Linked DNA regions of Homo sapiens: region 2 is linked to region 1. A link is an interaction called in ENCODE POLR2A ChIA-PET data of the cell type or tissue named here. Cell type or tissue: GM12878. All regions are shown on one strand.

Region 1 (2,500 bases):
ATGAATCAGGCCGGGAGAGACATGGATGTGGACTTCAGTTGCATACCCCCTGCCTGGAGGTAATCATATAAAGGCATTTTGACTGACTAGCTGCCTCACCCATTATCTTCATGCTCCTGGAATTTGTGATACAAAGCACAATGTATAGCCAATCAATAGCTTATGTTATTTTACTGAGATAGGGTCTCACTATGTTGCCCAGGCTGGCCTCAAACTCCTGTGATCCTCAAGTGATCCTCCCACCTCAGCCTCCCAAGTAGCTTGCAATAACTCCTATTATTTTAATGTCAATTCCTGGTAAAGGGGCTGGGTATGGTGGCTCATGCCTGTAATCCCAGCACTTTGGGAGGCCGAGGCAGGTGGATCACTTGAGTCCAGGAGTTCAAGACCAGCGTGGCCAATATGGCAAAACCCATCTCTACAAAAAATACACAAATTAGCCAGGCGTGGTGTTGTACGCCTGTAGTCCCAGCTACTGGGGAGGCTGAAGTGGAAGGATTGCTTGAGCTTGGGAGGTGAAGGTTGCAGTGAGCCGATGTAATGCTACTGCACTTCAGCCTGGGCAATAGAGTGAAAACCTCCTCTAAAAAAAAAAAATTCTGGTAAACAACTTAGGGATTGCCTCTTTTCTTTTTCCTTAAAAACCAGCTTCTAACTGCTGCTAATCAGAGTGTACATTTAGGGCAACTTGAGTCTGTGCTCCCAGGCGGCCACCCTCAGGCTTTAGACTCTATACTTAATAATATTTTCTGAATCTTGTTTTTGTTGTTGTTGTTGTTGTTTGTTTGTTTTTTTGAGACAGTCTCACTCTGTTGCCCACGTTGGAGTACAATGGCGCAATCTCGGCTCACTGCAACCTCTGCCTCCCAGGTTCAAGCGATTCTCCTGCCTCAGCCTCCCGAGTAGCTGGGATTACAGGCTCCTGCCACCTCACCTAGCTAATTTTTGTACTTTTAGTAGAAACGGGGTTTCATCATCTTGGCCAGGCTGGTCTTGAACTTCTGACCTTGTGATCCACCTGCCCTGGCCTCCCAAAGTGCTGGGATTACAGGCGTGAGCCATTGTGCTGGCCTGAATCTTGTTATTTAAAGTCGACATTTTGCACCCCAGATGGAACCTGAAGGGAGCCTCCAGCGATCCCACCGCTTCCCCAGCAACCAGAGCCTTGGTACCAGCATGAGCAACTTACTCACTTTACTTTGCCCAAGCCAGCAAGGATTTCTAATAAGGCCCCTCTCAGGGCCGAATTCCTCCCAGGTTTGGTTGTGAATTCAGACTTGCTTCAAGCTACACATATTCTTTACTCGGTGGGGTTGGAGTCAAAACTCTACTGAGAGGTGGGAGTTTCATCTGTTATTCTCTAGAGACTCTGCTGATCACATATTCATAATTTTCAGTTTTCTCCGAGGTTAAGATTTTGTTTGTCTTACTCATTAGAATTTGCAACCTTTTTTCTCATTTCAAATTTTGATCAGGGAGAAAATAGTTTCTCTCCGAAAAGAGAAAGTGAAATCTTTGTGGCTTCAGTGTCAAATCTGTAATCTTTCAAACTGGCCAGGTTCTGAGGCTCGGTTCAATGGTCTAAAACTGAGTGTTCCTCCTGAAGGCAAGATCCACATGAAAACATAGGCTGGATTTGTGTTTAACACTGTGGCGCGCCTCTTCATGCAAATATTTAGAAAACTGGTCATGCATAACTTGTGATGACCCAGCTTATAATGGCCAAAATGGAGGACTTTGAAATGCCTACATGAGTTCATCTGCATGCACAACTGGAAAAAGCTGGTTTTAGGAGCAGACAAATGGGGCCGGGCGTGGTGGCTCACGCCTGTAATCCCAGCACTTTGGGAGGCAGAGGCGGGCGGATCACTTAAGGTCAGGAGTTTGAGGCCAGCCTGGCCAACATGGCAAAACCCCATCTCTACTAAAAATACAAAAATTAGCCGGGCGTGGTGGCAGTCGCCTGTAATCCCAGCTACTTAGGAAGCTGAGGCAGGAGAATTGCTTGAACCCGCGAGGCAGAGGTTGCAGTGAGCCAAGATCACACCACTGTACTCCAGCACGAGACTCTGTCTCCAAAAAAAAGAACTAAACAAATGGAATGAGCGACTTACTTCCAATAGCACCTAGAAGCTTCTAAAAGACATTCTGAGAGAAAAAATTGCCTCCATTCAAGAGGTAAACAAAAGGATATTTGAAACTAGTTCTAAATTAAGAAAGACTTCGGAGGCTTTTTCTCTTTCTCCTCCAGCTGCCCCTTCGTCCTCTCCCCTGCGATCTGAACTCACCTCTCTCTGCTAGTTCCCTCGGCTCCCATACATCTCTCAGGCAGAGATTTTTGGAATTCCACAATACACACATTTCCTTCTCTCCAAAGGGGGGAATGTGTCTAAATTTGGAACAAAGGAAACAAATGGAACCACTTCACAATGAGAATGACTTACTAACATTATAAAATACAGATCCAACATTTTTTTTTCTCTAAACAAGGATGAATGAA
Region 2 (2,500 bases), 940 kb after region 1:
GGGGAGTGGGGTGGAACAACAACAAAAAACCAGCTCCTTTGCCTTCCTAGCCATGTTTCAGATGCTCAGTAACTGTGTGTGGCTGTGGAACTGGACAGCTCAGCCGTAGAGTGTTTCCCTTTCTTGTTAATCTTTTTTTAGAAATGCTAACGGTGGAGACTAAGGCATACAAGTATGACTAGAATTGCCAGCTACACATTAGAAGGTTTAGGTTCAAAACTGGGAGTAAAGACTTAACTCTTGGAGCTTGGGATAGTGCTACAACTAGTCCTGGCCTGAGCCTTTTCTTCATTCATGTTTTATCCTTTTTTTCTTTATTTTTGGACACTGATAAGAACCTGTATGAGATTGTTTCCTTTTTTCCCCCCGCGTTGTAGGTATCTTGTTTTGCCAGTTTATTAGGTTGGTGCAAAAGTAATTGTGGTTTTTGCCATTACTTTTAATTGCAAAAACCACAATTACTTTTGCACCAACCTAATAAAAATCCCACCCTTAGGCTTGAGTTCTCCTGTGCTCAAGCAATTTTCTTACCTTGGCTTCCTGAATAGCTGGGACTATAGGCATGCACCACCACGCCTGGCTAATTTTTATATTTTTAGTAGAGACGGGGTCTTGCTATTTTGCACAGGCTGATCTCTAAGTCCTGGCCTCAAGTGATCTTCCTGTTTCAGTCCCCAAGGTGTTGGGATTATGGGCATGAACTGCTGCACCCAGCCCTTTATACTCAAAAAAAAAAAAAAAAAAAAAAAAAAAAAAAAAATTCCTAACTGTAAATTGATAAATTATAGCTGTTATTTATAGGGTACAAAGTGATGTTATGATTCATGTATACAATGCAGAATAATTAAATCAAGTTAATTAACATTCATCACCACAAACACTTTTTTGTGGGAAGAAAATTGGAAATTCTCTTTGTGATTTTGAAATGCACAGTGGGATGAGTATTTACTACATTCACCATGCTATGCACTATATCTCAAAGAAAAAAAACCCTTTTTCCTCCTAATTAAGGCTTTGTCTCCCCTGACCATCATCTTCCCCATTCCTCTCACCTTTCAGCAATCTTTGTACACTTATCTCAGATAATAACCATTTGATTGCCAAGATTCCATATAAGAAGTTTTGGTCTTTTTTACCTTTGTACTATGGATTATGGAAGTTTCAGCTTTTACATCAAATTAAGCTTGATTGTATACCTTGGCTGAGCCCACTAAATGTAGCTCGGTGATTGGGATCATGTAGTCATTTGTACCTTTGCTGTGCGTCCCTGCCCACTGTTGTTACAACAGGCAGAGGTAGTTCTTTGGGCCTTATTCTAGATGTTGATGTACTAATTTATGACTTGGCTCTGTTTTAATAGCAGCTTAGATTGTGTTGGCTTCATATATGCCTGCAGTGATTTGAGTGTCCATTAGGGTGCATAGCCAAACAATGATGTAGTCCAATTAGGTGCCAAAGTCTTTACTTCAAGTACTTTACATACATGATTTTGCTTTTAGGAGGTGATAGTATGGATTTACTTTGGGTGTTTTGTACTTTTCACAGTAGTCTTTTTGCATTTTTTTTTTTTTTTTTTTGGTATAGTGATTATTGATTAACGGCTTAGAAGTCTTGGTGTTCCTACCTCGGGCTGTACTAAAATGGTTGGTGTTTCTGAAATTGGCTGATTGAGTTGCCTGTCTATAGTTATTTTTGTTGGAAGATGCCTCTGAAGACATGGGAATTAGGTTATTTATCAACAGTCATGGAAGTTGGTTGTTGCCTGATTATGGGCATTTATGCAGTTATTTTTGATGATTTTTGTATTCAAAATTTTGTGGATGATTTTTAAATTTACGGTGTGCTAGGCATTGAAGGTAAAAATGGTGAACAAGTCCTTGTAGAGATGAATTATCTTCCCATCTCATTACCTTCATCTCTTCAAACTTGGGTGCTTTAGAAAACGTGTGAGGGTACTTGCAGCAATGGGATTTTTGAGATTTGCATTAGGAGGGCATTCTGAGGTGGCCTGTCCTGGGACTTCCTGATGCCAGTTAAAAACTAGTGTTTCTTGCTTTTGTGTATCCAAGCTTTGTGATATACCACCTGTCTGTCTAATGGAGAGTGCATCTTTAGTTGTGTATGATATGTGCTCTCAGGAGAAAATGCTTTCTTGCATGTTATGCAATAGCTATGATTTCCTCTTATGAGTTTACATCAGGAATATCATGGTATTTATATTAGAAATTTATATGAGGCTGGGTGAGGTGGCTAACACCTGTAATCCTAGCACTTTGGGAGGCTGAGGTGGGAGGATTGCTTGAGCCTAAGTGTTTGAGACCAGCCTGGGCAACATAGCAACACCTCATGTGTAAAAAAAAAAAAATTTATATGAGAGGATAGGGAGCAGATTACTACTGCTTTTTTTCCCCGGCCTAAGTGAGTTTTTTGGCCTTTTTTTTTTTTTTTTTTTTTTTTTGAGATGGAGTCTTGATCCATCACCCAGGCTGGAGTGCAGTGG

The links. Peaks named below come from ENCODE experiments on the same cell type or tissue, not always from the same donor. Only the 100,000 strongest peaks of a DNase experiment are listed, where the experiment ranks them.
Region 2: POLR2A ChIA-PET joins it to region 1 with 5 read pairs; 1 of 35 experiments calls an interaction of 5 or more read pairs at or near these places.

What each region holds. Positions count from the first base shown.
Region 1 is chr11:67,560,776-67,563,275 of GRCh38, forward strand. No RefSeq gene overlaps it. Among named protein-coding and RNA genes, the nearest start is that of GSTP1, 22 kb to the right of the region's middle. RefSeq lists an enhancer at 2,209-2,500. In GM12878, no CTCF peak of the experiment used is centred here; a DNase peak (open chromatin) is centred at 1,536; H3K27ac peaks cover 517 bases.
Region 2 is chr11:68,505,689-68,508,188 of GRCh38, forward strand. The region is part of intron 1 of PPP6R3 (protein phosphatase 6 regulatory subunit 3); the gene reads left to right. Among named protein-coding and RNA genes, the nearest start is that of PPP6R3, 46 kb to the left of the region's middle. In GM12878, no CTCF peak of the experiment used is centred here; no DNase peak of the experiment used is centred here; H3K4me3 peaks cover 334 bases; H3K27ac peaks cover 354 bases.